2 separate regions of the Homo sapiens genome follow, and region 1 is linked to region 2. Evidence: chromatin loops called from intact Hi-C (ENCODE). Cell type or tissue: ovary. All regions are shown on one strand. Links, peaks and the distances in the headings refer to the core of each region. The heading gives the core; the rest is flanking DNA. Region 1 has its middle 140 kb from the start of TMEM200A. Region 2 overlaps EPB41L2 (erythrocyte membrane protein band 4.1 like 2).

What was found. A loop is a pair of places that touch in the nucleus more often than their neighbours do. Peaks named below come from ENCODE experiments on the same cell type or tissue, not always from the same donor. Only the 100,000 strongest peaks of a DNase experiment are listed, where the experiment ranks them.
Region 1: a loop joins it to region 2, with 7 times the contacts of the local background. A loop is called at or near these places in 1 of 110 quality-filtered maps.

The regions. Positions count from the first base shown.
Region 1 is chr6:130,504,563-130,509,954 of GRCh38, reverse strand. No RefSeq gene overlaps it. Among named protein-coding and RNA genes, the nearest start is that of TMEM200A, 140 kb to the right of the region's middle. In ovary, for the core only: no CTCF peak of the experiment used is centred there; a DNase peak (open chromatin) is centred at 2,766; H3K27ac peaks cover 559 bases.
Region 2 is chr6:130,942,436-130,947,827 of GRCh38, reverse strand. The region is part of intron 3 of EPB41L2 (erythrocyte membrane protein band 4.1 like 2); the gene reads left to right. Among named protein-coding and RNA genes, the nearest start is that of SMLR1, 120 kb to the right of the region's middle. In ovary, for the core only: no CTCF peak of the experiment used is centred there; no DNase peak of the experiment used is centred there.

The DNA of each region.
Region 1 (5,392 bases), core at 170-5,169, 440 kb after region 2:
CTTGTCTCAAGAGGTATACTATATTATGATGAATATGCAATGCATAAAAAAGATATAATCTGAAAACTTTAAATACCAAACAATAAAGCTATGAAATACATAAAGACTCTCAGATATTCAAGATTCTGATAAAATTAATATAATAGCACAAAACATAGTCATCTCTTGTGGAATTTGACAAGTCATAACCAAAAATTTGTGTAATAAACAAGTTCAGTGTAAAGGTATTTATAGATATTTATTTCTTACAAACAAAAATACACATTATTCTCTTATGTCCATGAAGCATTCACAAAAATCAATTACATATTAACTCAGAAGTAAACGTTTAGTGCATTACTTAAGGTAGAGATTTTACAAGAACATTCTTGGAGAAAATACAACAAAACTATAAAGAAATAAGAAAAATATAAACACAGAAATTAAAAATATATTAATAGCAAACTTCTGGGAGGAAAAATAAAGACCAAAATAACAGTTTCTGAAAAAGATAAAGCTTCTTATAAAAATCGAGGAATATCAAGGCCTGAAAGCACAAATGTTGTTAGGGGCCAAGCAGAGAGTTACCTGCTTAAAACAAGAAACATCTTGTTTTAAGTCAATGGAGAATGGTGAGAACTAAGGGGAACTGGAGAATAGATACCGAGCCTAAGTAATTTGAAACTTAAGAGACAAATAATATTAGAAATAACAAAAAAGGAAGAAAGAGAGAATAGAAAAGAAAAATGTAAACCAAACGAAGCATTTTTGTGATTAGTCCATTTATGATACCTGTTCTATTAAATACAAAGGGAGAATAAAATCAAGCCAAAAGAAAGTAACATGACATAGTTAATAAATTGTTGGAATAATCTCTACCTTCTGGGGCTGCTATGACATTTCACTGGTTCCTCCATCAAGATACCAATGGAGAAGCTTCTCAAAGTTAATGTCCAGTCTACCATGCCATACACCAAGTGGGACTCCTTAGAATTACACACTTGGACACAGGAAGGGGAACATCACACACCGGGACCTGTCATGGGGTGGGGGGAGGGGGGAGGGATAGCATTAGGAGATATACCTAATGTAAATGACTAGTTAATGGGTGCAGCACACCAACATGGCGCATGTATACATATGTAACAAATCTGCACATTGTGCACATGTACCTAGAACTTAAAATATATATATATAAAAAAAGAGTTACACCCAGATTTTCACATCCCAAAGATCTTTTCACTCAAGTGGCTGGATAATCTTTCCACCTGCATTTTCTGCTTTGCCTTCTTTCTCATGATTGAGGCAGGTGGGCCCCATTGAGCTTTCTTGTATAACAGAACCTTGGGATGGGCATGAAAGAATTATGGTCTATAAGACTCCTTGACTTGTGTTAAAATCTGTGGAAGAGGGTCTGCAAAAGGTGGAGAGTGGCTTAGGGGAAACAGAGAAAGAAAAGGGCATCCCTTAAAGGCCACCTCAAAACAGAATGACTTCACCCAGCAGTCATTCTGAACAGCAGGTGCCTGAACAGCAGAGATGGACACTGGGTGAGCAGTTAAGGAGTGGGTTTGACATGCTGGAGTCTGTTGGGACCTGAAGGTCTGGCATGGGGCTAACTGCCTCCCCAGACATGCCTTCATGGGAAGCCTAGCTCGGGCTGCAGAGATGGGGCCACACAGACAGGTCAGCATCCCCAACACACACATACTTGTACTGCTTGTATGCCAATGGCCTAGAATGTACATACACACACATGCACACGCACATAGGTTAGAGGAAAAGGGAGGTGGAAAACTACAAAAATGCCTCACAATGAATAAACCAAAGTTTAAGAAAATTTTAAAATCCATAAAATTTAAAAATCCACATTCTGCTAGCCTGAAATATGGGGCTTCAGAATCCTATATGAAGTTGATTTATGGAAAATGGAGGAAGTCACATTTCTTGTGTGCCTGCTCTTGAGACTTACAACTGCCACTGTCGTTGTGTCTCCTCTCTGGGTGGCAGGGAATACTGAAGAAATTTCCTTACTTTTTGATACTAAGAGAAAAGCATCGCCTCTTCTCTTGACAGACAAAGCTTCAGGACTAGATGTGAAATTCAGCCAGTGAGTGTCTTTTGTCTCTCTCATCCCTGGCAAAGAATTAAAAGTTCTCAATCTGCTTCTAAGAAAATCTTCCTTTAATGGAAATTCAAAGGAAAATAAAAAAAGCATTTGGCTCTGAAGTTCACAGTGATTTTGCAATGTGAAACCACAGATAATAAATGAGATCTCGATTCCAGTTTTTCAGTTTGTAAAACGATTTCAAAGGTAGAAGGAACAACAGAGGAAAAGTAATCGTATTTTTAACTCCAAGTAAAATTCATCTCCTCAGCATTCCTGTCAGGTGATTGAAGAATCTGATGAAGTATAAGGAGCCCCATTCCTTCCCACACACCCAAGGCTGACTGAGAACATAAAGCAATGCTAAGCCGGGTCTTCCTTGCTCTGTCTTTGTTGTTTTTTTCTTTACCTAAGCCAAGGGTGTGGTATGTAACTTTACTGAATTCAATACGGTTGATTAAGACATATTCATTCAACATACTGTTATTAAGTATTATTCCAAGTCTTAGCAATAAAGCAGGTATTTCAAGAGTCAGTTTTGTTTTTTGATGAAGCTGGAAGCCATCATGCTCAGCAAACTAACACAGGAACAGAAAAACAAATACCACATGTTCTCACTCATAAGTGGGAGTTGAACAACGAGAACACATGGACACAGGGAGGGGAACATCACACACCGGGGCCTGTCAGGGGATGGGAGGCAAGGGGAGGGAGACCATTAGGACAAATACCTAATGCATGCAGGGCTTAAAACCTAGATGATGGGTTGATAGGTACAGCAAATCACCATGGCACATGTATACCTATGTAACAAACCTGCATGTTCTGCAGATGTATCCCAGAACTTAAAGTAAAATTAAAAAAAAAAATAGAAAACCTAGATTAAAATGTAAAAAAAGGTTTTTTTTTGTTTTTGTCTTTGTTTTTGTTTTCAGAGTGGTTAGGAGACTGTAAAATGGGGATTATAATAGTAACTACTTGAGATAGTTGTGAAGGTAAAATGAAATTCACCAAAGGCAACACAATCTCTAGAACATAGTAAATGCTAAATAAATATTAGTTGCCATTTTTATTATTATCTGTGTTTGACTAGCCTGTTTTTTCTCATTGTTGAAAATATCTGTTGAAGATATTCTCATTGTAAAAATATAGAAATTTCTGAAAAAATAAAACCCCATAATTCAGGAAAACCTGCTTCCCTCCATCTCTGTCTCTGTCTCTCTCTGTCTCTCTGTCTCTATTTCTCCCCGCACCCCCCCGCCCCCATCTTGGTTTGCACCACTGTAACAAAATACCACCAGTTAGGTGGCTTAAACAACAGACATTTATTTCTCATAATTCTGGAAGCTAAACATCTAAAATCAAGGAGCTGGCCAATCTGATTCCATGAGGAAACTTCCTGGTTTGCAGACAGCCACCTGCAAAGATGTTGCACAAAGATGTTGCAGTGCTAACATCTTTGTGTATTTCTTGGATCTCTGCTTATTTCCTTAGGAAAAATTCCTGTAAGTGAATTACTGGGCCAAAAATGGTGATCATTTTTAAGTATGATACTTTCTCAGAAAGATTGGACCCCCATCAATTTTCATGGCCAAATTTCACGAGGCATTTATGCTGTCATCGGTAGCTTGCCTGACCCTACCTTTCCCCAAATGAAGAACTGACCACATTTTTATACTTGCCTTTTTTTTATCAGTGTGGAAAAATCATGGTTATCAATTTTCGTTTGCATTTTTAAAAATTTTTAGTGGGTTTGAATGTTTTTCTTAGTCATTCTTCCTTATGTAAATTGCCTGTTTGTATCCTTGGGTTATTTTCTAGTTGGGATCTTAGTGTTTATCTTGGAACTCCTTGTATAATAATGATATTAGCCCACGTCATTTTGTAGCACATTCTCACTCCTCCCACACACTTGTTTTTGCCTTTTTGGTTTGTGATAGTTTTTGACATTGAAGTTGTTTAGTTCTAAATAGATAAATATATTGATGTTCTCTTTGTGAATGTTATAAATTTTTATTTTTTATCTTTATTTTAATGGGGTATCAATCACTACAAGCATTTATTCTTTGTATTACAAACAATCCAATTGTACTCTTTTAGTTATTTTAAAATGTACAATTAAATTATTATTGACTATAGTCACCCTGTTGTGCTATCAAATACTAGATCTTATTCATTCTTTATACCTTTGGTTAGAAAAATTAACCATCTCTACTCCCACCTACCCCCCACCCCAGCCCTCCTCCCTACTACCCTTCACAGACTCTGGTAACCATCCGTCTACTCTCTATCTCATGAGTTCAATTGTTTTAATTTTTAGCTCCCACAGATAAGTGAGAACATGAGAAGTTTGTCTTTCTGTGCCTGGCTTATTTCACTTAACATAATGACCTGCTGTTCCATCCATGTTGTAAATGAAAGGATCTCATTTTTTTATGGCTGAATATTACTCCACCACTGTGTATATATACCACATTTTCTTTATCCGTTTGTCTGTTGATGGACACTTAGGTTGTTTCCAAATCTTGCCTATTGTGAACAGTGCTGCAACAAACATGAGAGTGCAGGTATCTCTTCAATTTATTCTAATTTCTTTTATTTTGGTTATGTACCTCACAGTGGGATTGCTGGATCATATGGTAGCTCTATTTTTAGTTTTTTGAGGAACCTCCCTGCTGTTCTCCATAGTGATTGTACATTCACACCACTACAACCCACTAACAAGGGTTCCCTTTCCTCCACGTCGTCGCCAGAATTTGTTATTGCCTATCTTTTGGATAAAAGCCATTTTAACTGGGGTGAGGTGATATCTCATTGTAGTTTTGATTTCCATTTCTCTGATGATCAGTGATGTTGAGCACATTTTCATATGTCTGTCTGCCATTTGTATATCTTCTTTTAAGAAATATCTATTTGGATCTTTTGCCCATTTAAAAAATCAGATTGGGCCGGGCGCGGTGGCTCACGCCTGTAATCCCAGCACTTTGGGAGGCCGAGGCGGGCGGATCACGAGGTCAGGAGATCGAGACCATGCCGGCTAAAACGGTGAAACCCCGTCTCTACTAAAAATACAAAAAATTAGCCGGGCGTAGTGGCGGACGCCTGTAGTCCCAGCTACTTGGGAGGCTGAGGCAGGAGAATGGCGTGAACCCGGGAGGCGGAGCTTGCAGTGAGCCGAGATCCCGCCACTGCACTCCAGCCGGGGCGACAGAGCGAGACTCCGTCTCAAAAAAAAAAAAAAAAAAATCAGATTGTTAGATTTTTTTCCTATAGAGTTGTTTGAGCTTCTTATATATATATATTCTG
Region 2 (5,392 bases), core at 326-5,325:
TTTTCCTCTTATTTTGATTTTCCCGTTGCTTGCTTAGTATCATTAGTTTGGGTCTGTTACTCATCAGACCTGTTCTTGTTTCCTCCTCAGGAGTGGAGCCCAGAGTACAGCCATCATGGGGTTGAGCAGGCTAATGTTTCCCAATTCCAGTGTTGACCTTAGGCAGATTGGATGATATGCTGATGCTGCTTATCGGTGGTTCTGTATCTCTACACCGGAAATCACCGTCTGAGGACTATTTGGGGAAGTAGATATGGGAAACTGTAGCTATTAATGAACTTTTGAGCACTCAAGGAAGGAGAATAGAATATGGGAAAGAAATACTTGTATTTGGTTTGAGAGAATAGATTTGTTTCCATCTGTTTACTCTCAGCAAATATTGTATTTCTTTATGGCTCTTCAGAGGACTGTAGTTATTGTTTGTTCTTTTTCTTTCTATATGTACATGTGTCTAATTTTCAATTAAACCTTGATATAACATGCCCACTGAAGAAGACCTAATTGTCTTCACTTAGGGTGTTTACAACAATGGAGAGAAGCCACTCAAAGCATGGGCTGTGCAGGAAGTCATGAGGTGATAGCTTGGCTTACAGGGATCTTATAGAGAGTAGGGTGAGGTTCTAAAAGGCCTCAAATGCCAGGATGAGAAGATTAAAACTGATCCATAGCAAAAAGGAGCTGCTTAGTAATGGACCAGAGGTTGTAAAGTCATTGGTATACAGGACCTAGCAAAGTCAAGGGCGCTGTTTAGATTTTGGAACATTGTAGCTAGCTATATGGCTGCAGTAATTTAAGGGGCTGGGGGGGGGGTCTTCTTTATTCAGTGCATTGCTTATGATGCACATCAGTGGTCTCTATAGATAATTTTTTTTTGTGATGCGATTAGAACATTGGGTATGTTAGGCACTTTCCTGTTCTTGTTACCTATCAGTACCTTTGGTCAACAAAAGTACCCCCTTTAAACCATTTAATGTGAATATTGCTATATCAATGGAATAATTTTTTTAAAATCAAAAAACATAATTCATGGGGGCATTTTTGTTTGACATCTGAACATCATCTCTGCTTCCTAGCTTACTCACTCTATATAATTAATATATTCTGTATAATCTATATTAACATGTTGTTATATATTTATATGTATTTTATGTGTCTATATCCCCATGTATCTGTTCATATCCCTTCTTTCTCCCCTCATCCTCTACTTTTTATGGCTTCCTGTTTCCACATTGTTTTTCCTGTGGGCTATCAACCTATTCTTTATCTCCTAAACTTCAGGAATTAGATAAAGACAACTGTCCAAGGAACCAATACAGTACTGTTTTTAAAAACAAATCGCCATCTTTGAAATTTGTGTTCTTTTAAGGAAAGAGGGCATTTGCTAATATTAAGTGGATAAAAAATTTTTATGCCACACAGAATTTTCTGGATTCCCCAAGGCTGGAAATAATAAATGAACATAAACATTGAGTAACAGTGCATTTTTAAATGATGATTATAGTTAAGTTAAAAAAAATACTATGGAAATGGCCCAACTTTAATGTTATTTTTGGCTTATGTAACAATAGGTTTATTGCTAAGCCATGCGTTAATTTTGACCTGAGGCCTAGGCTCTCTTTGTGCATTTGTTCCAAATCTTTGTGGTAGGTACTGTTTCATTGTTGTCACTGATAATTACAATTTACATTCTATACTAATTTATCATCTATTGATAGTCAACTGAGATCTCAAAAATTTTTCGAAAAAACTTTGAAGATTTTTTAATGAAGAAACTTTATAACTTGATTTTTTTGGAAATGTTTTTATCTCATTGAGATATTTAAATGGTATGTGCCAACCTTCTTTGGTTCCAGAGTTAAATTGTAGAGAATTTTTGGGTGTCTCTTGGATCCTGCATGTTTACTTCAGGGACTTGACTCTAGCACTCTTTATGATGTTGCTGCTAAGGTCATTTACATACTCAGTGTGTTAAAACAGCAGAGCTCTTTCCTCTAAGCGGGGGAAAAAAACAATAAGGTTTAGTTGAAGCCATGGATATAAAGTCAGGCGATCTATGTTTACTTTTCTTTTTACTCTTTGGGTATCTTGGGGGAGTCACTTCCTCTCTTCTATTCTCAGATTGCAAAGAGAATGAAAATATTTGCTTCCTCCATTTCTAGAATTGAGCTGGTTTTACTACAACTGATAAGTCGGTATATGTGTTTTAAAGTTTGCAAATAAGTGTGAAAGTTCCTGCAAGACTTTGGAAGCTTGAGTGAATGTGCATTCTGAGTTAGAGTTGCTCACATTTTCCTCTGGCATCTCAAAGTTGTTCCCACATGTTGATTTTGTCTGAGAATCAAGGGCATTGTTTCTGCCTACACAGGAATGTCAGTACCGTTTTTTCTTAGTTATGAATAAGGCTAACAATGTAGGCTCTCTTCATCAGTGTTCTGTTGATAAAAGTATTTCTCAGAGAGCAGAATGTGTCGAGGTCTTTTTGCCTTTCTTGTGTTGAGTTCGGGTCTCGGAAATCCAATTTGCTATCATTACTTTGAGTGTGTTTTATTTGCTTGTTTGTTTATTGTTGTTTCTTTTCACCCTCCAAGGTGGTATTTCAGACCTATAGTACTGACACTTACTAAGTTTACTAGTTAAACAGTTTCAACTATCTACATATTTGTAGAGGATCTGGAAGTTATGGCACTCTATAAGATTCCATAAAAATAGTGGCAGATTTATATGTCATTTTGGGAACTAGGAATAATTTAATGGGCATGTATTATGTGCAATTTAAAATTCCAGTGACATTGGTCAAGGTGGCATGTCTTTATCCTTTTAGCTTAAAACAGGATTTAGGGTGGTAATTCTATTCAAAACTTAATTTGTATTTACTAAATGGGAAAAGACTGCCGTGCCATGTAAGTGATAGAATATTTTGGTCCAGCTTGAAGAACACAAGGAGCTCACAGCAGCAGAGCCTGGCCTCATAATCAAGTCACTCCTTAGCTGGACCTCGGCCCCCCTCCCTCCTCCACTCTTGGTCACGTATAACCTCAGGCTATCTTTTGACCTCTGTTACCACTTGATTTTCTGAGTCTTCCCTTGTGTCAAGTTGGTCCTCTAATCAGACATATGCTGAGTTGCCTGGCCTTCCTTCCAGTTTCTGACCCTACCAACTCCACATTTTGCTTTCCCCATCACATGATTCCTGCCTATCTTAGTTTCCAACTCAAATCCAGCTCTCAGAATGTTCTTTTCTTCCTTGGAACTTGTTTGCACCATTAGTTTGGCAATTAAGCATGCACTGCCTTGTGAAAGACTCTCTTGTATTGCTGTGTTGAACAACTGCTAAACTCTTGTATTGTTTGATTTTTCTCATGCTGATGTTGTTTCTTCACCTGGTTTATTATTAGTTTCTCTGGAAAAATAACTTTCTTCTCTCTCCCCATAGAGTCTTAACGGAGGACTTTGCCTAAAATACTTCTCATAGAAAGTAATTTTGATTTATTTCCCTGTACTTTCTTGTACATTTATAAAGTTTTTATCTTTCTATCCAAGATAAATGATAGCATTTGTTTATTTATGTTCCTAAGTCTTCTCTCCATCCCCTCTAATTAGAAAACAAAGATTTGGGCATTTGTGTGTGTGTGTGTGTGTGTGTGTGTGTGTGTGTATGTGTGTGTATGTACGTATATATATATAATCCACCCACCCTCATCATTGCGACTGCTGTCCATTATTGCCCTGCTTTTCAGATGCTTGGAAACAGCAGACCGACTTGTTATATAAATACTTCAAAGGCTTATTGTAAATGAAAACTATTATGTTTCTACAAAAGATTGTGAAACTCTAGGCATGAGAGCCATATAGAAGTTACTATGGTGTGACCCTGGCCCTTTAGGAGCTCACATTCACAGCTCAGAGGGAATTGCAGGCTCCCGGAAGCTCTGTTCTTTCACTTCTGTTGGAGCTGCTATCAGACCAGGTTGTTTGCTGGCTGGGCGTAGGCTGGGCTTGAAGATACTATAATTCTTATTCTTTGTCCCTTGTTTTCTAATAATGCCTCCTCTTCTCTTGAGGAAACTAAAGAATGATAGGCCATTTTATTTCTCAGCATTCGAGGAATTCTTTCACATGCTTTTTTTCTTCTCTGTCTTCTCCACATTTGGTTTCAAAACCAGGGGATTACTTTGTTTGCCCCTGCATCACTGGTATTTTAAAAGCATTAAACTTGAAAGTAATTTCTAACTGTGAGCAGCCATCCTGACATACTTTTGAAGAAACTGTCCACCTCTTGCTGGATAGGCATGCTACACACTGGCAGCCATGCCAACTCCTTGGTGATTTACCACTTAGTAAGTTTTTACCCTCATCAGAGGGTGGTAGTAGAACAGGAACTAGATCTTTGAATTATTTCTCTGTTTTGGAATGAAAATTACTTCAGGGTCGAGTAAGGTTAGAAATGTTGGGAAAAGTTATTTTCAGAATAAAATTTATGCTTTAAAATCAGTTTGGACACATTTTTGTTACTTTAAAATATGTACTCACGCCAGTTAGAATGGCGATCATTAAAAAGTCAGGAGACAACAGATGCTGGAGAGGATGTGGAGAAATAGGAACGCTTTTACACTGTTGGTGGGAGCATGAATTAGTTCAACCATTGTGGAAGACAGTGTGGAAGATCCTTAAGGATCTAGAACCAGAAATACCATTTGACCCAGCAATCCCATTACTGGGTATATACCCAAAGGATTATCAATCATTCTACCAAAAAGACACATGCACATGTATGTTTATTGCAGCACTATTCACAGTAGCAAAGACTTGGAACCAACCCAAATGCCCATCAATGATAGACTGGATAAAGAAAATGTGGCACATATACACCGTAGAATACTATGCAGCCATAAAAAAGCATCAGTTCGTGTCCTTTGCAGGGACATGGATGAAGCTGGAAACCATCATTCTCAGCAAAACAGGAACAGAAAACCAAACACCGCATGTTCTCACTCATAAGTGGGAGTTGAACAATGAGAACACATGGACACAGAGAGGGGAACATCACACACCAGGGCCTGTCAGGTGGTGGAAGCTAGGGGAGGGATAGCATTAGGAGAAATACCTAATGTAGATGACAGGTTAATGGGTGCAGCAAACCACCATGGCACATGTATACCTATGTAACAAACCTGCACGTTCTGCACACATATCCCAGAACTTAAAAGTATAATTTAAAAAAATATATGTAGGCAGTAAAATTTAAAAAATCTTTGCCAGAGTTCATCAAATGAAGGGATGTAATCTAATTACACTCTCTCATGCAACAACAATTATCAGTATCTTTTGTTAAATCCACTGTGTTTAGAATCATTCTGTCATCATTACTGTTTTATTTCTAGTCTTTGATTTC